Linked DNA regions of Mus musculus: all the other regions are linked to region 3. Evidence: chromatin loops called from intact Hi-C (ENCODE). Cell type or tissue: heart. All regions are shown on one strand. Region 1 holds the start of Pctp (phosphatidylcholine transfer protein). Region 2 overlaps Pctp (phosphatidylcholine transfer protein). Region 3 holds the start of Stxbp4 (syntaxin binding protein 4).

The links. A loop is a pair of places that touch in the nucleus more often than their neighbours do. Peaks named below come from ENCODE experiments on the same cell type or tissue, not always from the same donor. Only the 100,000 strongest peaks of a DNase experiment are listed, where the experiment ranks them.
Region 1: a loop joins it to region 3, with 2.6 times the contacts of the local background. A loop is called at or near these places in 9 of 42 quality-filtered maps.
Region 2: it touches region 3 in a loop (2.9-fold over the local background); 9 of 42 quality-filtered maps call a loop at or near these places.

The regions. Positions count from the first base shown.
Region 1 is chr11:89,999,773-90,007,772 of GRCm38, reverse strand. It overlaps Pctp (phosphatidylcholine transfer protein), which reads left to right and starts at 4,879. Exons shown (of 6, transcript NM_008796.3): 1 at 4,879-5,071. The coding sequence starts at 4,931. In heart, no CTCF peak of the experiment used is centred here; a DNase peak (open chromatin) is centred at 4,932; H3K4me3 peaks cover 1,458 bases; H3K27ac peaks cover 1,204 bases.
Region 2 is chr11:89,984,496-89,992,495 of GRCm38, reverse strand. It overlaps Pctp (phosphatidylcholine transfer protein), which reads left to right. Exons shown (of 6, transcript NM_008796.3): 2 at 1,308-1,425; 3 at 3,722-3,801; 4 at 5,129-5,300; 5 at 6,336-6,403; 6 at 7,740-8,000. The coding sequence ends at 7,805. Among named protein-coding and RNA genes, the nearest start is that of Pctp, 14 kb to the left of the region's middle. In heart, a CTCF peak has its summit at 3,424 (motif pointing left); no DNase peak of the experiment used is centred here; H3K27ac peaks cover 308 bases; H3K27me3 peaks cover 405 bases.
Region 3 is chr11:90,634,095-90,642,094 of GRCm38, reverse strand. It overlaps Stxbp4 (syntaxin binding protein 4), which reads left to right and starts at 3,987. Exons shown (of 18, transcript NM_011505.2): 1 at 3,987-4,062. Cox11 (cytochrome c oxidase assembly protein 11, copper chaperone) reads right to left here and starts at 3,911. Exons shown (of 4, transcript NM_199008.2): 1 at 3,543-3,911; 2 at 1,563-1,718. The coding sequence starts at 3,905. In heart, CTCF peaks have their summits at 4,020 and 4,227; a DNase peak (open chromatin) is centred at 3,964; H3K4me3 peaks cover 2,987 bases; H3K27ac peaks cover 1,819 bases.

The DNA.
Region 1 (8,000 bases), 630 kb after region 3:
CATTGCAGTTTTGAGTATCAGAAAAGGACCTAATAGCAATCACACTATAAAAGAGCTTAACAATCACAGATATAATTTTAGGAATTCTTATAGGATCATCATTAAGAATTAAGTCATCTATTTGTCTATATACCATCACTACAAGACAGTACATCTTCGTGGATCAGCAGAGATCTGCTCCAAAGGGATATGCTATTACTTGGTGATTGTTATATATGTTTAATAATATCAGGAAAAGCATATTAATAGCAGGAAATTTTCCTAAAATGAATTCCTTATAGCCTTGCTTCCTAAGGGTGAACCTGTCACAGATTATATAATAATCTGAAGCAGGCCATTTTAGGATGATCACCTGCTAGTTATTAGCTTGTCCCATTATGGCTCCTGACAAAGCATGTCTATGAAGATGTGTGTATAGTCTACAGTGTGAACAATACTTATCCTAGCTGGGTATCTAGGAATGGAAAGGCTGGATGGTAGGGTAGTTACGTGTTTAACTTCTTAAGAAGTTATGAAAAGTTTCTCAAAGAGTTTAAACAGTTTTACTCCTATCACGAGAGAGAGAGAGAGAAAGAGAGAGAAAGACAGAGACAGAGACAGAGAGACAGACAGAGAGAAAGAGAGAGACAGAGAGAGAGAGACAGGGGAGACAGGGGGAGACAGAGACAGACAGAGACAGAGAGAGACTGAGAGACAGAGACGGACAGAGAGAAAAAGAGAGATAGAGACAGAGGGAGAGAGAGACAGTGAGAGACAGAGAGCGACAGCCAGACACACACACTTACAGAGAGAAAGGGAGAGAGAAAAAAAGAGAGAGAAAGAGAGAGAGAGAGAGAGACCTAGCTCCTCCTCAGCTTTGCCAACACTTTTTATTGGGATTCTCTCTTTTTTCTTTAAAAAATACATTTATCTATTATTTCTCTCTCTCTCTCTCTCTCTCTCTCTCTCTCTCTCTCTCTCTCTCTCTCTCTCTCTCTGTGTGTGTGTGTGTGTTTGTGGTATAAAAATGCCATTAACACAGGTGTGGAGGTCAGAAGACAACCTATGTAATTCGGCTTCCTCCTTCCATCCTGTGTGTTCTGGGACTTGAACTCAGCTCATGAGACTCTGCAGCAAGCACCTTTTCCCATGGAGCCTCCTTCCTAGCCCTGATGAATTCTTTGCCTTTAGCCATTCTAATAACTATACAGTAATACCTCACTCTGGTTTTAATGCAAACTGTCTGAAGGACCAATAATGCCGAACCTCTTTCCCTGTCATTTGGTAATAGCTTCTAGGTGAGATACATAATTAAATATTATATTCACTTTTGTTTTCCATAGGTTTTTTTTTATATTGACACTGAGGAGTTCATATCCTTGTTTTTACTGCACAGTTAAACAACACCAAGTTAATCAATCTCTTATTGACCTCTTAAACAGAACTCTGCCTCACCTTGTGCTGTTTTCCGTGTTGTTGAACATTTTCATTACGTTTCAGCTTCCTGAGTCCTTCTCACCCTCGCTCCTCTCTATCTCCCCCACCGCCTACTCACCCCACACCCCACCTTCCTGTTCTCTTCTTCTGGAATTCAAGTCAGAAATTCTTGGCAGTTCTGCATGGCTAGATGGACCTTAGTGAGTGGCACATTCACACTTAGTTTCTCTATCTCCTCATGGTGTTCTCTCAGGGTCACCTCTTCACTTCTGTATCACTCCTACATTATAGTAAGCCAGCCATTTGATGATGCTAAGTTTTCATTTCAATAACTGTTTTCCATTTGTAGAAATTCTACTGTGTGTGTGTGTTCTGTTCTTTTATTACAGCCTGGGACTCCTTTTGGATTGCTATAAATGCACCAACTAGTTTTCACATTGGAGTTATCATCATCATCTGCTTTCATCAAAAGATTAGAACCTTTTTGGTTTTAATTGTATATCTTCTAATTCCTTCATATGGAGAGCTGTTTCCTCGGGTACTGTTATTATTTTTAAGGATCAGATCTAGGGCCTCATGCTTCTGAGGCAGCTGCTCTGCCACTGAACCATGTCCTAGGTCCCGTTTCCTCAGGCCTAGGTGACTCTTAATTCTGTTTTGTACATCTTTCTCCTGTGGTAACTCTGTGTTGTGAAAGTATCTCCTGTTTTGATCCTGGCAACAACCCAGAGGTTGAATGGTCCTAGTCGAATTTTGTGCCTACTCATTACCTGTGGTTCTCAACACAGGCATCAAAGGCAGAAGTATTGTGTTTGGGTGTCCCCAAGCCCCTGAAGACAGGAAGTCTGAGGGATGCAGGCTGAGTTGCTGATGCTTGTGTGTGACTTGAAGATTCTGCTCTACCTATAGCAGATGGGGAGCTGGACCAGAGTCCCCTTATAAAGCCTGAATCCGCTAAGAACTCTGTTGTTCCGATGAAAACAGGAAGTTCTCCTCCTCAAAGAGACGCACGCTCTTCCTACACTGGAGAGAGATTAAAATCCATGCTAAATTCAGCAGAGGACCTGTCTGTCACACCTTTGCCACACTAAGCTGTCTAGAGGACATTCTTTGGTAAGCACAGAATGACAGGACTCCTTATGACTTGATACTAGCAGCAAGACTTGTTCCTTGGCTTTACGACATGCCCTCTGACATATTTGATATATGTGGACAGGTGTCAATAGGGTGACAGAAAGGGTTCATTCTCAACAGGGGTCATGCTCAACAGCCTCTTTTATAAAGGAGCTCCTCCACGGACACAGGATTGCAGAACCAGGGGTGGGGAGTATGGGGATGGGGAAACGCCAAGGCAGATGCTATCCATTCTGAAACATCCTTTCCCATGGACCTCTCTCTCTGTGGCTCCCACTCTGTCTCCCTTTTCTGAACTCTACCCCGCACTTCTTTGTTCTCAGCTGTGTGCCTACAATTATTATTATTATTTTTTTTTTGGTCTGTCTTATCCAGCGTTTCAACAGCTGAGACCAGGAGCTTGGGTGGCTGCGTAGTCAGTTCATCTAAGAAGGCATCTCCTCTCCAGCACACAGGAGGCAAAGGCAGGGATATCTCCATGAGTTCCTAGTCAGGTCTTCACTGTGAGACCTGGATCTTCCACCCCACACACCCTAAAGAGACATTTTCTCATAAAGGAAACAGGTTGGATTATTTATGTAAATCGTCAATAACAGGCCTTAAACAAAAAAGGTGTTTTGTTTTGTTTTATTTACAAAAAAAAAAAACAAAAACAAAAACCCAACTATTTAAAGCCAGTTTACAAAAGCTCCAAGGTCACATTTGCCACAGCACAGACAAATTACAATTTTATTCACCTCAACATTAATTTCTTTTTCCTACAGGACAGAAGAAAGCCATTGTAGATTCTTTTGTGGGTGGGTGGGTGGGGGGGACCTGCATGAAAGAAAACCTGCTTGGTAACATGATTGTATTCTGTATTGACAAAAATAAAATAACGTGTGTGTGTGTGTGTGTGTGTGTGTGTGTGTGTGTGTGAGAGAGAGAGAGAGAGAGAGAGAGAGAGAGAGAGAGAGGCAGACAGACAGACAACATATTTAAACATGTACAATAAAGCAGTTTGAATTTGGTCTCTTGTTTCTTCTATGGTCCTGTTCATTCCCTTGGGCCTCTCTTAATCCATCAATATTTCTGTGGTGACAAAGTTCCGATCCCATGAAAGCACACAATCATGACTGGTCCTTTGGCAATCTTTGACAATCCTCCACATTGGTTTCCTTGTTGGATGAGTGTGAGTGGATTGCTTGTTTCAGTAATAGTTTACACCTGTGAGAAAGCTTACAGGCTACCACTAAAACTGCAAGGAAATTTGTCTTGAAGCAATCTTTCCCGTGTTTTGGAATAACTTACTTTCCTTCTGTCCTGTACAAGAAAATCCATGCTGAGGCAAATAAAACAGTGATCTGTCTGTTTTTTGGCAAATGTGACCGTGGGGCTTTTGTAAACTGGCTTTCAATAGTTTTTTTTTTTAACCACTTTTTTTCCCCTTCTAGTATTGAAAAAATTGTGTTTCAGTTTATTCCTGAAAAACAAGAGGGAATGATCATTAAATACCACTTTGGTAGGCACTGGGATATTCTACGGCCCTCGACTATTTAAGGCAGCACAGTCTTTGACCCATTTTACAGATTAGGCAATTTGGCTTTCCAGGCGGTCTTGGCAATTGAGTGGTGTTTGCACTTATCTTTGAACTCCCTACTTTACTCAAAGCCAGGGTTGCAGATTTCGGCTGAGTAAGACTCAAATGAACAAAAAGATCTTTGAGTTGCAAGACCTAAATTATGCAAGCTGCAGAAATCCAGGTACCTTATCTTTCATATCATTTGTACCCACAAAAATCTTGTCCATTGTGATCTGATTTCTTAATTGTGACTTCCTTGCCCTTCTGCTGATTCTAAGGGATTGATTCACAAAACACGGTTTCAAAATGTATACCAGAAAGAAGAGCATTTTTAAAAAATTATATATATATATAAAACTAGCATCTGACCTCTGAGACTTTCAAGCATTTGTGTTCGGTCCCTCTCCCCAAATGTCTTCCAGAGACCTTTCCACCTTCAGAGAGGTAGGGGGTAGGAATCTCACGCAGGTTTGAAGGGTGTGGAGGTGAGTATAGGATGTGCTGGCCCTACTTCCAGAAGTTTCCCTACTTCTTCAGCCCTTCCTTCTTTCTCCAGATAAGCGACAGCTTTTTTTCTAGTATTTTTTAACTCGGCATTCTTCTTAACCTTTGCTTAGCCCCGCCTGTCTTCAGATCTGGAACCGCCCTCTTAACCTCCGCTCCCCACCCCCGCCCTCCCACGTCCCGCCTCCTCGACCAAGTCCCGCCTTCTCTCTTCCCTGCCAATCAGGTTGGGGTCACCTTGTGACCCCGCCCCCGATCTCTCTAAGGGCCAGTGAGTGACCTGCGCTCCGGGCGCTGTATCCTGGCTGCGGAAGGATGGCGGGGGCCGCATGCTGCTTCTCGGACGAGCAGTTCCGGGAGGCTTGTGCTGAACTCCAGAAACCGGCGCTGACCGGGGCCGATTGGCAGCTCCTGGTAGAGGCCTCAGGCATAACCATCTACCGGCTGCTGGACCAGGTAGCAACTGACCTGCCCGCTGGAGGAGGTCAGGGGCCTGGGCCCCCTGGTTAGGACTCGCCAAGGGTACTCCACTGCTCTGCAGGGGTGACTAGGCTCCTTGGAGCTACTTTACCCTGTGTAGATCTTATGCGGCTGGCAGGTTGTCCGAGCTCAGCCTCAGGTCATTCCTGTTGCTAGACTTCTGAGTTGTAATTTATGTTTTACTCTGCAGCGTTTGCAAAAAAAATCAAACGGCCTGGGAGTAGGGAATTGTATTTAACGGCTCGTGGTTGAAGATGGGGCGAGGTGCCAAAGAAACCCACCCGGTCTAGGATCTGGACTTTCACTGGGAGTGGGTATAACGGGTCCAATACAGGGTTTCCGAGATCGAGCTGGAGTGGCGTGCCCGTGGACATATAGGAGTGTGTGTTTATCTACATTCACAAGAGAGAGGCATTTGGCAGCAATCAGCTGATAGAAAACAGAAAATGAGTAGTTTGGAAGTTTAGCCCAACTTCAGTCCGTTTGTTTGCTAGGAAAATTGAAACATTGGTCTATTCATTCCTACACCATGCCAGTGTCTGCAGAGAACATGTTTCCTTTTGCCAGATGGGTGCCAGTTCTGTATGGGGTACAGAAGGGCCATGTCCTGAGGCAGGTAGGAAAGAGACAAGACTCATGGACTGGATGTTCAGAGCTGGCCAAGAGGTAACAGTAGCAATTCCATCAATTTAGTGACTGTCTTCTGTGTGGGTGTGATCTAATTTTAAGGTCTATTTAATAATTCGGTTGTGAAACTTCATGCAGAAAGAGCAATGGAGGCCGGAGGAGGAGTGTAGTTGGTTGTTAAGCATCTTGAGGCATCTTAAGAAGCCATTGGAACCAAGTAGCTAGTCAGGTGGGAGAAACTGGAGGTTTGGCATCAGTTGCTTTGCTGTAGGCAACAGAAGTTCCTTGGCACAAGATCAGACTGGTATAGCAAAGGATTCCAAATACTGATCTATTATGGGAGCCTTGGCTTTCACAGGTGAAGGAAGCAGACATGGAGGAATGGCGTAACTGTGTCACAGAGGCAGAGAAGTTCAGGACAGATGCAGTTGGAGGGTTTATAACCTAGTGCGAGACATTTGTGGAACAAGTTGGATTAGACGGAACTGTGTGAAGGTGGATGGCGTTTCTGGCGTGCAGAGGTGGCCTCCCTACAGCTGAGGTCACCCAAGCTTCGTCTGTGAGGTTACATCGCAGCCTGGATCTACATAGTTTCACAGTCCTCTGGGGTTAGGGCTACTTTGTGAGGTTGGCAATAGGAAATTCTACTGTATGCCTCTGCCGTGTCAGAGACAGGAACTCACTGACGATAATTATCAGCCTGGAGGATGGCTTTGTGCCGTGCCCCACTTAAACTTCAGTGCACAGAGAGAACCTCTAGCTGCCCTTTTGTCTTTTCGCTAATTGTGCTCACATGCATCCACAGGTGTGTGCTTCTTACAAGAGACCCCGTGCCACATACAGCACACAGAACTAGCATCCTATTGAGACTTTAACAACTCCCAGTGTGAAACTGGACAGGACACTTTGAGGCAAAACTCCTGCTCTCTCCCTGCCCTTACCCTGCCAGCCACATAACCAGGCACTCGCTGAGTTGTGTGTCAGGTATCAGAACTCCATCCCTCCCCTTTCTCTTCCGTTTTGAGTTTGGCTTCTCAGCACCTCTCACCTCATATTGCCTCATCTTTATAACTGGTCCCTTGGCCTTCTGCCTGTTGACTGTCTCCTATCCCAAATGTTCAGCACCCGACAGCCAGTTTGTGATCTTATCGATGTCATCCTTAGTCACAGAATTACTACCAGTCATTGTGATAGCCAACACTTGCAGCATACTGTCATGTAATCTGGGCACCAGATACTTGGCAGATATTGACTTACTCCGGTCTAATGTCAGCCCTAGGGTAGATGCTATTGATCATCACCTTTTTGCCCATTTGGAAAGGAGTGTGTGGAGGAAATGAGTTGGTTGGTTTGAAATTATCATCAGCCTCTGAACCCAGCTGTTTGGTCCCACACTTGTTTCTTAAAACCCTTTGTCTCTCTGGACAGAAGGCACAGGCCGGGTGGAAAGCTAAGTCTCAGTTCACCTTTTCCTGCAGCATCTGCCCATTCCCTTGGATGTAGGCCATCCTCTGTACATGAACATAAAGACATCACGGTTCTAGGAAGGTACATGATATAGCCAAGGCTTGGGATTCAGAGGTGTTCCCAGGGTAACACGCAGGCTTTCTGTCCATGAAGCCCCTTCCTTACTCTACCTCCTACATCATTCTTTGGTAGAGAACCTGGAATATAGAATGGACTATGCTGAGAGAGATGGACTGCCTCATTATTAATGTATGGAAAGAGAGACCAAAGACTGGTTATATACCCATTCGATGGTTATTGATGCTCTACAGTGATTTAAGTGACATGACACTCAAAGAGAGTGTCCTTTCTGAAGGTCCAGTGGTTTGCTTAGGAAGATACTGTGCAGGTTGGTTAGACTAATGGGCTTTTAAGGATCATGCTTAGCATGTTGTTGATGGCCTCAAGGTGGCCATTGGTGAGTGACTGATTTGCCTTCCATCCTCCTCATCCGAGGCAGTTGAGGTGGTCATCTTGCTGTTCCTTGTGGTTTTCCCTTTAGCATCCTTTATTGAAATGAGGATGGAAGGAAGACAAACTGCACATATAAATGCAGCTGTGACGGGTTTACTGTGAGGTTTTGAAAGGGTTAAGAACAAATTCAGAGGCTTTGGAGCACTCTTCGATGATATACGTTATATTTTAAATAAAAAAGTAAATTTTGCCATCTTTTAAAGTAGATGCAAATGATTCTGTGTAGCTCAGGTTATCCTGGAACTCTGGATGATCTTTCTGTGCCAGAGTCCCGAGTGCTGGCATTTAGGGACATGCG
Region 2 (8,000 bases), 650 kb after region 3:
TAAAATAAACAAAAACATATAACCCCTCCACATACACACTCCAAAGTAAAAACAATTGAAAAACTCTGTCTTGTAAAGGACTTCACAAGAAAACATTGGTTTCATTGTGCTCTGTGGATATGTAGGATATACCCCTTCCTCAGAACTCTGGCTGCCCATGGAGCATACCTGGTTCCTGGCAATCAGCCAGACTAGACTAGAACTCTTACCCCAATAGCTCACAGATCCCCCTTTCCAGTTTCTTCTGTGTTAGTCGAGTCCACTCCATCACCTGTCATGTCCAGCAGTGGTTGGCTGAATTCTCCTTGGTGATCTATTTCCCTCCCCTCATTCTTCCAGCAGTAATTCCTACTGAATTTACCTTCCCGGTCTTCCCACCATGGATGTTAGCTTCCCGTTTCTGCATTATTATCTGGAATAGTGTACTGGGTTTTATTTTCTTTCTTTCTTTCCTTCCATTCTTCCATCCATCCATCCACCCACCCACCCACCCATCTATCCTACATCCTGACCAAAGTTTCCCTTCCCTACTTTCCCAGTTTCTCCTGCTCCTCCCCCTTCTCCTCTGTTTCTCTTCTGAAAGAGGGGCAGGCCTCCAGTGGATTATCAACTAGGCATGAGTGCACCAAGTTTTAAAGGTCATTTCTGTACCTCTATGGTGTTGTTCTTTACCAACTCAAAAGCTTTTGCAATCTAACTAGATCTGGCCCAAACTATCCTTAGTCATATCTGGCCACATCTCTGTCCACAGTCCTCCTCTGGCTTTCCAGAGCAATGAGAATCAAAGCCCTACTCTTACCATGGTTTTCAAGGTCTTTGGTGTCTTGACTCTTCAATATCTCTAACCTCTGCTCCTACCACTCTGAGATCTAGACATTTCTCTTTAATCACATCAGTCTATCTATTACTCTTACCAGGAGTGGCTTTCTTCATTTCCCAATGGCCAGTCTTTCTGACGTTTAGAACATGATATCTTGCTAATTCTTGGGAGATGGTTCCTTATAGTGGCCTTTTCTACCTACTGTTGACACAGGTCCTCCACAAAACACTGCTTACTATGTAACTCTTCTTATATCCTACTTAAATTATCTGGCTAATGCTTATGACTATTCCCTCCACCAACACCTGCAGCTGTATATAAGACACAGGAGACCAGGAGCCCTACCTCTTCCTGTTCTGTGGTCACCAAGACCCCACAAGAGAGCAGTGTTTGGTGTGGTTGAACCCCAGGTCCAGTTGTTTTGTATGTGATGTGGAATCTCAACTCCAGCATCAACAAATTGTTCCCCCCACCTCTGTCTCCATAGCCAAGTGGACTTTATGAGTATAAGGTGTTCGGTGTCCTGGAAGGCTGCTCGCCGGCTCTCCTCGCAGATGTTTACATGGACTTAGACTACAGAAAACAATGGGACCAGTATGTGAAAGGTGAGTGATGGCTTGTGTCAATTAAGAATCCTTTGAGAGTTAATCTACTTTTGACTAATTTAGTCTTGTTATACTTGAGGCTATAGCATGGCCTTCACCACCTCCAGTACTCACCTTCACAGAGGCTTCGAGGCAGTCTTCCATCTGTCCTCACGGTTGCTTTGCCTTGCTTCCGGAGCTGTGCTTGCACACATAGCTTGATTGCCATGGACGCCTTCCCAGAAGATAGGCAGCCAAACTTCCTTTTGGAAATCGAATCAAAGATCTCCAGATGAGCAAGGGCGCATGCATGTGAGGAAGTGAGAGACTGGGAGAGGGGGTAGCTGGAGGGCCCTGGAGGTCCAGGAAGCCTCAAGACAGAGGGCGCAAAGCAGCTTGTTCAGAAGTCACTGGCAGGTGGGGTTGTGGGGTGGTGATGTCCTCTGACCCACCTCCTCTACTAGTAATCTGAGAACATCTCATGACCCATAGCAGGGACAGGATCTACAGCCTACATAGTCTATATAATGGAGAGAAACACCGAGTTGGAAACCATTAAACAGAGAACCCCCTACATCTCAGAGGGTCAGTGTCCCTGTCATCTCAGCCACTGTCGAAGAGACTTGCACAGTGAAGTGTTTAGTCAAGACTACTGCAAGTGTCAAAGGCGCACCCCCATCCGGATGTTTCTTCAGCTCTAGCCTGTGCCCCTCTGTATTGACCTAATTCTCAGGCAGGTTCCTGTTCCTTGGGAACGTGTCCTCCAGAAGATACAGACTCAGACTCTCATCATGCAAATAACTCCAGGAAAGAGAGTCACACCTTCCCGATAAAGTCAGCCAGAGTGCCGGGACTCACTCTCTGCAGCTCTTCTCAAAGCGACTGCTTGTTTTGTGAATCCTGGACATGGAATCAGGCAGCAGCTTCATGCTCTCACATACTCGTCTTCATTAGGGAACGTCAGCACATGGGCCTAGCCAAGGGAGCCGACTGACACCGTCCCACTCCCCCAGCAGCCATAAGGCAATCATGTGACACACACTTTGCCCATAGATGCCTGTGTGGGTCCTGCTTGGAAAAGAGCCATGTGAGGAGGTAGCTAGCCTGTAAAACCACCTTTGTTCATGTCAGCTAAGGTAGCTGACTTTAAAAAATGAAAAGTAAAATAAATAAATTGATGGGAGCACAAAAGAAAAGTAACTGCAGAACCTACCATCAGCTGTCCACACTGTGGTTTCTGGTACAGTGAAGCTGTTGTTAGATTTGCTAGGACAATCTGGAAGTCCTGACTGTACTGCTTTTGGGTTTTAGGACTACCCAAGAGTCTTGTGATCCATTGGGCCTAAAAAGGCCATGGTCATTCATTTATTATGGTCATATCTTGCTCCTTTTCCAAACCCTGAAATTGCTCCTTTACCTACTTAAACCTCATAGTAGAGAAGGGTAAGGCAGTGTGTGAGGGAGGGGGCAGTGTGGGGGGGGAGGGGGAGCAGCAAGAATACTAAACACACAGAGGCAACAGGCCCACTCATTCTTTCCCTTCATGACTGTCTTTAGTGTCCTATTGACATCAAGAGGCCACAAAGCTCCCTAATCAACAGTCTGTTTCTGATAGCATTCTTCTACATGCTACATGGACCCTTGACATCTCACCCACGGATGTCTTGATCCTCTCTGGATGGTTAGATGGGAGCCCACCGCACAGGCTAAGCATAGGCTGCTCTTTGGTTCTTTCACTCTGTCCTCCAAGAGCTACAGTTTGCATGTCCTGACACTAGAGCACAAACATTAAGGGAATTTGGTTCCCAAAGCTGTAGCAGGTGGTTAGAGGAAAGACACAAGAAACCCAGCGTTAGCCATAGTTCAGCCATGTTCCGGCTGTTTGAGAACACAGCTCTCTGTGGGCCTTTTGTTTCCCAGATGTCCTGAACTTATACATGCTAGGCTCTGACTTCCTCAGTGTCTGGCTAAGCGTTGGGAGGCAAACCTTGATGGTACTCCCGGTCCTCTAGTGACACCTGGTGGTTGGCCTGCTTTAATGCCGATGGTAATTTCTTATACCGGGTTCCTTACATTCTATCCCTGCCTTCTGTTGGTACCATGGACAAGTGTTGGGGGCTTATTTAGGTTTTCTGTGTTTCCATGTCCTCTAGACCACCCCTAGGCAGCAAGCTTTCAGCGACATTAAATATACTTTTGTTTTAAAAAATAGTTCTATGTCTTGTGAGTTGAGGGGTTTGTCACACACTGAGGCTGAAAAGGCTCCTTGAGGCCACTGGGTTTGGCAGGTACGTTAACCTCTTGTGTTCTGCTTCAGAACTCTACGAGAAGGAGAGTGATGAACAGATGGTGGCATACTGGGAAGTGAAGTACCCTTTCCCGCTGTCCAACAGAGATGTATCCTTTCTGTACGGCACTCTGTTCTTTGTCTCTCTTCGTGTGCTGCGTTCCCCAGCCGCCGCCCTTACACTGGGATCCACTAACGTCACGGCACTGTCTTGGGTCCTTACAGAACTGTATGCTAATCCTGGAGCTTCTTGTGTGACTTTTGGAGAGTCCAGAGTGTTCTTTCTGGGTGTGACCACTTAGGGCAGGAACCACACCCGGGGTCGCTGGAAGGCAACCTCCAGAGAAAGTGTCAAAGGTGGAAATTGATGAGTCTCAAAAATTGGGAGTCCGGGGAGAACAGGTTATGAAGAGTGTGAGTCCAGATCTTTTGATCTCACAGAAGAGCAGGTGGGTCCCATGGACGTGAGCTAACAACTAACAGGCAGACAGACTGATACGGCAGAGGAACCAGGCCTCACCACTTTGTTTCTAACCTCTCTTCAGCGTGGCCCTCTTGACTGCTGTCCTGGATACCAGGTGTATGATTTTCCTTTCCATTTTTTCGTTTATAAAGTGAAGTGGTTGACTGAAATGCAGGGAGTTTTCCCTCCCGTCTAAGCCTATTAATTGTTGTTGCTGCAGACAAATAGCTGCCCTGACAATAGTCCACCTAAGGACATTGGAGATGAGAAAGTATAATGATTTGTATGGAAGAAGAGGCCACCGTGAAGCCGATCACTTTGTACATTAATTTTAGAATGAATAGAAAGTAAAGATTGAGGCTTTTAAAGACGTCATTGTCTTTGATGGACTAGCACTGCCGACCTTGGGAATGTTTTGTGCATGCTTCCAGAGGTGGAATTGTTTTTGCTGTTCTTGGTCAACCAGTGTTAATTCAAAGAGTACATCTGCTTACTAAAATTCGAGGTGTGCGTAAGTGTTCCTACAGTTGAGTTGTGACAAGGACACCTTCCATGGGTAGAGGTCTGTGGTGACAGCTGCGGATGAGACAATATCTATGGGTTGATGCAATTTCTATCCAGTGTTTTTCTGCCCCTGGATTTCTCTAATGCCCCTAACATCCCGGCCTGTGGACCTGAGAGTGTTTGATTAGCGTCCCCATGATTACAGCTAAGTGAATAGTGCTCTCAGGATGCCTTCCTGGAGAAGGAGGAAGGTGACCCTTGTGTAACCAAGCATTCAGGGGATCTGCTCACAGCCAGGTAACAGGCACTCTCCAGTGAGAATTACCGTTGACTGTGAGGTTCAGCTCTGCAGGGAAAGTGGGCATTCTGCAGAAGGGACCAGTTGTTACGTGGAAGGTGCAGAGAGACCTTCCATTGCCACCAGTGTGGGCTGCTCTTTCGCTGGCATCATGCCTTGACTGGCTATGCAGTACGTCTACACCCGCCAGCGCCGAGACCTGGATGTGGACGGGAGGAAGATCTACGTGGTCCTGGCCCAGAGTATCTCGGCACCTCAGTTTCCCGAGAAGTCTGGGGTCATCCGAGTGAAACAGTACAAACAGAGCCTGGCGATCGAGAGTGACGGCAAGAAGGGGAGCAGAGGTAAAGCTTTCGGGGCAGGGCAGCAGCTAAGCCAGTGCCATTTGAGTAGGAGGCAGCTTAGGCAAAAGCTTATCCAGTGAATGTAACCATGGCCCGGGAACAAAGGAGACGTGAGGTGGCCATGTGGGAGTGTTTGGATCCACATCAGAGATTGGCTAGGCCTCAGTGTAGATGTTCCAGTCTGATGCGGTGCACTCTTCTGCTTGTTAACATTTATTTATTTTATTCTTACATGTTCATTAGTGTGTTTTGCCCACATGCGTTTCTTGCCTGATGTTTGTGGAGATCAGAAGACGGCATCATATCTCCTGGGACTAGAGTTACAGGTGGTTGTCAGCCACTACGTGGGTGCTGGGAATTGAACCAGGATCCTCCTTAAGAGCAATACAGGCTCTTAAAAGCTGAGGCAACTCTCCAGCCCCACCCACCACCCATTCATTCTTTGTTGTCCAAATGAAATCAGAACATTGAAACCCTTGAGTTTAGAAAGAGTTGCTTCCGGCTTACCCTGTAGCTATAGGGACCGAGCCTAGACAGGGCTAGGGGATTGGCAGGTGTGGATTGGAGGATCCAGCCCTTCACACACACAAGGCCAGAGACTTAAGAACATCGAGTTCCAGTCTCCAAGAAGGAAAACGGGGCAACCGCATCTGCCATACCGGCATGAATGTGGCCCACAAAATCCGAACCCTAAGTCTGCTGCTTGTTAGGTCTGTCTTCTCATTTTTCTGAGCTTTATTTCCTCGTGTATGCTAACCGTCAGTTCCTTGGGGCTGTTTGGATAACGATGATGTGCAAACGTCTAGCGTTCATCAGGTGTCTAAGAAAGCACAGCCAAGTGTTTCCCTGGCTGCATTTTCAACAGTACTCCTGTGTCAGTAGCCGCAAGGCAGGTCGGGGCATTTCACGTGCTCCTTCCTCTGCGCTGTCTGGGTCCCAGTCGGAAGACGGCTTTGCGGAGCTTTGTTATTGTATTTTTCTAGCCCCCGTGTCCCCCCCCCCACTCCTCCTGAATTGTCTTCTCTTCTCTTTTAGTTTTCATGTACTACTTTGATAACCCGGGTGGCCAAATTCCGTCCTGGCTCATTAACTGGGCAGCCAAGGTGAGATCCCAGGAGTTAGGCAGTGGGGAGTGTGCATTTGACAAATGTTGACTTAGCCTGTGGGTTGTCACAAGATGCATTGTCCCAGGGTAACGAGAGTCTTTTATGAAGAGCTCGGTTGAGTGACTTGGTGATTATTGGAGTGGCCAACACCCAGGATGGAGGCTGAGACATAGGACAAAGACTCTGTTAGCCAAGAATGTCAGCCCTTCCCTGCTGGTAGCCACGGACCCTCCATGATTACTCGCTGGAACTTCCAGACGTAAGGCTGCCCCTTACAGGGACTCCAGTGTTTTCAGTATCTGCTTATGAGACAGTCAGACCTTGCTTAGAGACAAGCAGACCCTCCCTGGCTCAGAGGAAACCTCTAGTTCGGTTGTCTTTGCTGTTTTTCAGTCTCTCGGGCCAAGTTACAGTGGTAGTGACTCAGATCACTATAGGCTGCCACTCCTAGGGTCCTGCATCACTGTGACAATTCAGCAGGCTTTGTGCAGGTCCTGTGGTGAACTCCAGTGGCTCATGGGAAAGTAAGAATGCCTATAGGTGTCAGAGGCAAACAGATGCAATTCTGAACCTGGGCTCTGTTACTGACTGTTTTCTGTTAGTCAGGGAAGTCCAACTTCCTTTTTTTTTTTTTTTTCAAAAACTGAAGATGAATAATGCCCCCTGCATGGAGATGAAGTCAGTGAAACAGCATTTTTGCAAAGTCATGCACAGTGCTTGACACTGTACAACATATCCCATCCCCTAACCACAAACACTATTTTTTTTAAAACAGTAAGACAAGCCCTTCCACTTCTTTAAGGAAGTATCCAGCAATCTAATTCCGACTCTTGATTTACTTTGTTCCAGTCTTTTGTTTTGTTTTAATTTTTTCTTTCCTTTTTAAAAAAATATTTTTAAGAAATTATATGCATATGTGGATGGGGATGTGTGCATATGTGTCTGGAGGGTCCAGTTGGCCCTGGAGCTGGAGTGACAGGTGGCTGTGAGCTATCTGACATAGGTGCTGGGACCTGACCTCAGATTCATCACAGGAAAAGCATGTGCTTTTAGGCTGAGCCCTAGTCCTAGCCTCCCTTCCTTTTTAATTAATAATAATTTCAAAAGGAGCTCTGTAGTTTTTATTAGCAGAAGTCAACTCGAAGGCCCTGTCTTTCAAGCCTTTCAAGTCTGTCTGCTCTGGGTCTTGCCTTCTGCCGTTTTCTGTGACAGCGTCATGTTGAAATTGGATCAGGGGCCCCATTGTCTTTGATTACCCCCCAAACCCATTGTTTTTCTCTGCCACACTCCAGAGAATGAAGGATACATAGAAACATAGTCTTTTCTTTTGCAGAATGGAGTTCCAAACTTTTTGAAGGACATGGTGAAAGCGTGTCAGAACTACCACAAGAAAACCTAAGGAGGGGACTGGGACTCCGTCATCCATGAAGGACATCTCTGGCTGTGCTACACCACCTGAGGCTCGCCCTTCCATTCATACTTCCCATCTTCAAAGCGCTACTCATTCCCAAGCAACCTTGCCTCTGGCCAGCTCCATCGGCTCCATTGCTGCCTTCTTTCCCAATGGTCATACTCAGAGCCTGTTACCTTCTTC
Region 3 (8,000 bases):
TAGGCCAGGCTGGGCTACACATTGAGACTCTGTCACAAAAACCTCTAATGTTATAGTTACATTCAAAGGGAAGGAAGGCACTTTTAAAAAGTAGACATTTCACTCCCGAGAATCAAATAACCCTATTAAGAAATGGGGTAAAGAGTTAAACAAAGAATTCTCAACTGAGAAATACTGAATGGCTGAGAGGCACATAAAGAAATGTTCAGCATCCTTAGTCATCTGGGCAATGCAAGTCAAAACAACCCGGAGATCCCACCTCACACAGTCAGAATGGCTAAGATCAAACACTCAGGTGACAGATGCGGGCGAGGATGCAGAGAAAGAGGAACACTCCTCCACTGCTGGCGGGATTGCAAGCTGGTACAACCACTCTGGAATTCAGTTTGGAAATCCTCAGAAAATTGGATATAGTACTACCTGAGGACCCAGCTATACCACTCCTGGGCATATACCCAGAAGATGTTCCAACATGTCATAAGGACACATGTTCCACTATGTTCATAGCAGTCTTATTTATAACAGCCAGAAGCTGGAAAGAACCCAGATACAGGAATGGATACAGAAAATGTGGTACATTTACACAATGGAGTACTACTCAGCTATTAAAAACAATGAATTCATGAAATTCTTAGACAAATGCATAGAACCAGAAAATATCATCCTGAGTAAGGTAACCCAATCGCAAAAGAACACACATGATATGCACTCACTGATAAGTGGATATTAGTTCAAAAGCTCCAAATACCCAAGATACAATTCACAGACCATATGAAGCTCAAGAAGAAGGAAGCCTAAAAGTATGGGTGCTTTGGTCCTTCTTAGAAGGAAAACAAAATACTCACAGAATCAAATATGGAGATAAAGTGTAAAGCAGATACTAAAGGAAAGGCCATCCAGATACTGTCCCACCTAGGGATTCATCCCATATACAGTTACTAAACCCAGACACTATTGTGGATGCCAAGAAGTGCATGCTGACAGGAGCCTGATATAGCTGTCTCATGAGAGGCTCTGCCAGAGCCTTACAAATACAGAGACAGATGCTCTCAGCCAACCATTGGACTGATCTCCGGGTCTCCAATAGAGGAGTTAGAGAAGGACTGAAGTAGTTTAAGGGGTTTGCAACCCTATAGGAAGAACAACAATATCAACCAACCAGACCCCCCAGAGCTCCCAGGGACTAAGCCATCAACCAAGGAGTACATATGGCTCCAGCTGCATATGTAGCAGAGGATGGCCTTGTCAGGCATCAATGAGAGGAGGGGTCCTTGGTCCTATGAAGGCTTGATAGATGCCCCAGTGTAGGGGAATCAAGGGCAGGGAGGTGGGAGTGGGTGGGTGGGTGGAGTAACACCCTTATAGAAGCAGGGGGCGTGAGGACAGGGAGGATAATATTTGAAATATTGTAAATAAAGAAACTATCCACAAAAAAAGTAGACATTTCAAAACACTTGTACAACTACATTTCATGAATTATATTTCACAATTATTGAGTGTAATTATTCGTGGGGTGGCCTAGCGTTTTGAAATGACCTTAGACAGGTGCACTAGACACTCACATAGATCTCTGTTTGCTGAGGTCTGAAGTTCCACTGGAGACTGGCATGAACGTCAGCATTGAAGGTGACCTTAATGACCCGGTCCTTGACAGGCACCATGTTCTCGATCTGGTCTGAGGAGTGCCCGGCCACTGCTGATCCTCCAAGTCCAGTAGTCTACAACAGACACTGCATATGGTAAACAGCAGGGTTTAGATCTTCACGGACTTACTGCAGAAAAGTAACATTTGGAAAGCGATTGAATGTTCTACTTGGAGCCAAACTGTATGCTACCTCTGGCCATTCTTGTAACTGCATCAACGGTTTGCCTATATTTGTTAAAGTGATTCCTACTTTTGAAAAGCAAAATTTGAAGACAAACTATTAATCTCTGAGAGGATACCAAATATTTTCAAGTGTAACTTTCATTAAACACAGTCCCCTTCGCTGGCTAGTATATTTTACATAAACTATTATTCACTTAAAAAGTTGAACCAAACCTGGTCATTTTAACTTAAACAAGGAATCCATGTTCCTGTGTATACTTTTCTGTACCATGGGTTTTATAGTTCAAATTAAGTTCATAACTTTATTCTTATATTCTGCTTTCCTAGGGCATCATGACTGTTTTCCCACTTGGGAGATTAATGTTTTCCTGCCTCTTAGCTGTAATTCTCTGCATACACACCTATTTACCCTTCATCACAGTTAATGAGGCCCTGACTTTCTTCCTCTTGTCTGGCTACCCTGCCCGCCAACTACCCTAAAGTAGCAAAAGAGTAATTTGTGTCTGACGTTTCCCCATCACCATTATTTCCTCATTAGAGGTAGAGGTGGTGTTACTTCCAAGGTGTACACACTGCTGCCTGAGGTTATCACAATTCTCACTGCCAGATAATTCACCTTTCTTACACCAGAAAAACAAAAAGCCGAATGAGGCTAAAGGAAGATGCAAAAAAAAAAAAAAAAAAAAAAAAACCCTACCATATTAATATTTTATTATCTTTCTTTCACTTGTTACACACGTTACTTAGCTTTTTCAATTTCTCTCAATATTGTCAAATTAAACTTTAATCCTAAAAGAGAAATCATAAATTTGACCTTAGTTAACAGGTAAGGATATGATTCTGTTTCAGAGACTCAGTTTTAAGATGAACTATTTTTTTTTTCATAAAGGATTTAAATCCGCTGAAGAAAAAGCAAGTTAAGTGTTCCGTCTTTCAATAACAAAACAATTCCTTATATATTCTAGGGACATGTTATTGAAGTTTCTCAAGTTTGGTGTTTAAACTAAAAGGTAGAAAACAGAAAAATAATGTCCTGGGCTCAAGCCTATATTACTGAGTCTGTCACAGTTTTCCTGGGTTACATTTTAATTTGCTCATGAAGAGGGACCATTCTATGGCTTCCCTTATTTATTTATTTCCTTCTCTAAAACTCGTTGATTCCACAAGTAACAGGGCATTCTTTTGGAAATATCGGTGCTTAACGTGGAACTTGATTTTAGGGTTTTTTTCCTTTTTTTTTTTTTTTAAACCTCAGGCTAACCCAGCCTAGCCTGATGATGCTAAACTAGCCTAGGCTGATGATGCTAACCTAGAATGAGGAAAGCTTGAACACAGGAGTGTCAATTCCATTTCTGTGGGTCTCGGCACCACTGTATACTATTAGCATTTTAGGTTGGACAACTATCTGGGGCAGGGGAGGTGTCCTGTGAACCTCCAGGTATGCGACAGCCGCTCTAACTCACCAAGTGTCAGCGGTACCTTCTCCCCGCGCTTCACAGAATGGCTGTGCTGATAGCCCTTTGAAGGGTGGCACCAGCTCCATCATTACCGGAACCGGCTTCCACTTGCAAGGTTTTTTAGTGACCTTGGGCACGTCCTTCCCGGTCTGGATCCGAGGCGACGCCCCCCTCCCCCCTCCGGCGGGTGACCTCGGCCTCCCCGGCAGGGGGATGGCTCAGGTGGGATCCGTGCCGCGCTTCGTCCCCTCCCTTACCTGGCAGTAGAGCCGATAGAGGGGCACCGCGGCGTAGGAGGCCCCCAGCATGCCCACGGCGGCCGCGGCCACGTAGGTGAGCACCGTCTTGTTCCGCCGCCGCCACTCGTCCTCCTGCGCGCGCTGGAAAGGGTTGCTGCTCCTCGGCCGCCGTGGCGGCTGCGTCGCGGGCCCCCGGACCCCGCACGGGCGCTTCCATGTCCCGAGGCGTCTCAGACCCCGCTCCGCGCCTCCGAGCCCATCCCACCCGGGCCTAAGCACCAGCTCTGCGTTCACCACAGTCCGCCCTGACCACCCGGGCTGCCTCCAGCCCCGGCCACACGAAGCCACCAACCTCCATCCCGGACACCAGAGCCCTCCCATAACCCCCCGGAAAGAATGCCCGCCTGGCGGGGCCGCTGGCGAGATCTCGCGAGACCTCGCGAGTCTCGCGGTACCCGGCTTGAGCCTCCGCTGCTGCCTTGACTACCAGATTCCACAGTTAGCAGTGGCGCTACGGAGGCCGGGTGGCCCGAAGAGGGTAAGTTCGCGTTTTCTTGCTAAGTGACTGTGCCTCGCACTTTTGTTTCCTTGGGATGCTTCTTTAGTTTACTTTGCAGAAAATGCATTTGGGCCTTCGGCGTGCAAGCTCCTCACTGGGGCTTGTATCCCCATCTCCCCAAACTTCGCCAGCCTTTGTCTCGACCTAGCGGCCCCCAGCGGCAGCTCTGCCGCGGGGCTCTCACTTGGGGTTCGCTCAGCCCCGTTGCTTTCCGCCGCTGACTGAGCGCAGGCAAACCAACGTCCCTCTTTCTGGAACACTTAGTATGAGAACCGCCTTTCTCTCCAACACCCCGACCTGTGCATCTTCTCAGCCCCATGGGCAGATGTCTCCCACTGCGCTCATCACCCCTCTGCTGTTTACCCAGCAAAACCATTAGGTCAGACAGCCGCCGAAAAAACCAAGTTTGTTCAGAATAGAGGGACCAGGACAGGAGGGCCTTTAAAGGAGGGACTGAAGGAATAAAGACGTGCATCTTGCAGGCACAGACCCCTGGGAAATACGCTAAAGCTTTCTTCAGTTCTCTAAATGTTCCACAAACAAGGACCAATAAATATTAAATAGCACTGAGAGCAGATTCGGAGGTTAAGCATCAATGAATTTACACAAGTCTTGTCCTTGCATAAGTTTAATTTTAATATGACTTCTCCGTAACCTGATGGCCCTATTTCGTGAATGGAAATCACAGTAATTCAAGGAGGGTAAGAATATAATATGATTTTTGCCATTGCTTGAAGCATAGTAAGAATTTTATAAAAGTTAGGTCATTTCTTTTTCAAAATAATGGTTTGGTTTTATTAATTCTTTGAGGGTATTTTACTCTGTATTTGGGTCATATTCATCCCCTACTCCAGGCTCCTCCCAAAACTACCCCCCCCCCCACATTATTATTATCCAGAGTCCAGGCTGAAGGCGAACTAACTCATTGATGTGTTAGTCTGTGAGTGTGATCGGTGTGATCAATTGCACCATTAAAGAAAACTGACTTTCCTTCTTCCAGAAGCTGTAAGAAGCCAATAGCTCTCTCGTGCCCACCTTTCCACCTCCATAAGCTAGAGCTTATTTCTGATGGCCTCTGTGGGTCTAACTATCCCCACATTGTGGATTGGAACCGAAAACTGGAAGAGCTATCAGTCAATCAGCACGTATTCCTTGACTCTCACTGAGCCATACACCTTTTTAGTTTGCTGGGGACATTCCAAACTAAGTCAGGCACAATCACTTTTGTTATTGACTGCAGCCTCTACTGAAGGACTCAGAAAATAAATGTAAAATAAAGGAATTTCAACTAACAGTGTCTGCTATGAAACTAGCTGATGATGGCATGAAGTCATTGAGAGTGACAATGAGGAGGGTAAAAGAAGGTCTAAAGAGGTAAAAGAAGGTCTTCCTGGGGGTGACATTTGAGCCTACTCCCAAACTGTGAAAGAGCTACCCACGAGACAAAAATCTCACATCGTACACAAGTCCAGAGACAGAAATAAGTTGGATAGGATTGAATATCAACAAAGACAAACAACAACAAAAAAAACCAGGGTCCGTGTGGAGCGTGCAGAGCGAGCAGAGTTAACAGTGAAAGGAAATGGGGTCACAGCAGGTACAGACACCTGATACTACAGAGCTATTTCAGCCATGGCTAAGGGACAAAATGGGAGTGATCGGATATGATTTGATTCACACTGCAGGAAGAACATGATGTAAGTCACACGGTGAGAATGAGCAGGGCAAGGGGAAGCAGAAGTGAGGGGCATCTGCATGTTAGTGACAGTGGAGATGATGGCCTTGAAGAAGTAACTGAATAGTGGCCACAGCGCTGAGGGCTGTAGGCATCGTCTAGGACATCACTCTAGTAGGTGGTCACTGAAGTTACAGACTTCTCTTCTCCCATCTTGGTATGACAGTGTTTGGTCACCCTTTCCCTCTACATGTACTTTCATTCTGATACCAGATTGTCAACATTTTGCTCTCATTTTACTTTTCTTACTGCATAGACTCAAATTCCATATGAGGGGGCTGGAGAGGTGGCTCAGACCTTAAGAGCGTTTGCTGTTCTTGCAGAGGACCTGGCTTCTGTTTCCTGCACTCACCTAGGGACACAGAACTGTCTCTGACTTCAGTTCCTGGCTTCTTCTAGCTTCTTCAGGCACTGCACATACATGGCACCTACACGCAGACAATATACTTGTAAATGTTTTTAAAATCCTATGCTAATGCTAATGTGCTTAAAGCTAACAATATATTTCCTTCAACTATTTTCCCTTTCCAGCTATTGTTTCTCCATATTTTTCAAAACAGCTGTATAAATGTGTCAATAATAGGGTTGCAATCATGACTGCTTTCTTATTAATTGAAAGTGAATATCTGAGGAACAGCCATTTTGATAGCAGTAAAGTGATGTAGGTCTTTCTAGATTTCTCTTTTAATAAAATGAAATAGGTACCAATCCAATTCCTGTATGATAATGAAAAATAACAGCTCATGTATATAAAAGTGTTTTTGGATGGTAGCTAAAATGTTTCAATCTCCAATATTCACTTTGAAATGATTTAAAAGTTATATAAACATTGCAGAAATAATACGTTCCCAACTTATCCTTCACCTGGTTTCCAAGATCTTAAAGATCTCTGTACTCTTGGAGACGAGGGCAGACAGACGATATCCTGGAACTGTAAACTGGATCCTTGCATGAGTGTTGATTACAAGGACACAGCACAGGCATCCATCAAGTATTTAACATCAGCCCAATGCTGTGCTATCATAGCATAGTAATACCATGCGATCACCTTGGCCCATCATAGCAGCACACTTCAGAAACAGGTTACTCAACAAATGTATTATATTTCTGGAAGCTGGAGAACCAAGATCAAGGTGGTGGCTGATTTCTCATAAGGATTCTCTCTCACTTGTGGCAGACTTGTGTCCTCCCATGCCTGACAGGAGTCAGCAATCTTGCTGATGTCTTTCTTAAAGGAGCACTAACCCCTTCTGATCAGTCGGTTGTTCCACCATTATGTTCTCATTTAACCTTAATAGCTCTTTCACCATCTGAACAGAGCTCCACCAGGGCCAGGTTTTCAACCTGTGGGTTTTAAGGAATGTGCCAGTTCAGAACTTCACACCCTGGTGTCCAAGAACTCTGCTGAAATTAATACTGCGTATGCTGCTGTTTCCAACTTAGTTCTAGAATCTGGTCCAGGACGGCCCCTGGCTTCCAGTTGTCTTGCCCTTTAGTTTGCACCAGTGTGAAGCTGTTCTTTAGCCTTTCTCCATGGCCTTGAGATGTTTAACTACCTCATGGTTAATTGGTACACTATCCCTTGGTATGCATGTAAATGATTTTTGTTATGACTTTTTTTTGTTTTTGTTTTGTTTTGTTTTGTTTTTTTTGAGACAGGGTTTCTCTGTGTAGCCCTGGCTGTCCTGGAACTCACTCTGTAGACCAGGCTGGTCTCAAACTCAGAAATCCACCTGCCTCTGCCTCCCGAGTGCTGGGAATAAAGGCGTGTGCCGCCACTGCCCGGATTGTGTATGATTTTTATGAGCCTTTGTAGCAGCACAACTGAAGCAATGTGCCTGTCTCATTGAATTTCCTTAGGAGTCACATAGTGACATCCTGATTCATGACCAAGGTTTTTATCTCTTTACTGAGGTGTATCTTCAGGGATTTGTTTCTAGTTTTGTTGTTTAGAGTTAGGGTCTCCCAGAGAAACCCAGGCTGGCCTCAAACTCAAAAATCCTCCTGCATCAGCCTCCAGCACTACAATTACAGATGTATATCACCATACCTGGCCAAGTTTCTTTATTACAAGGGATATAAAAATTATTTTATGCTCATTAAGAAACAACTAATGTGGTTTGCGGGGAAAAGCTATTGGAACCATCTGTAAGACTGAGTATTACTCCTTAACACATTCTTT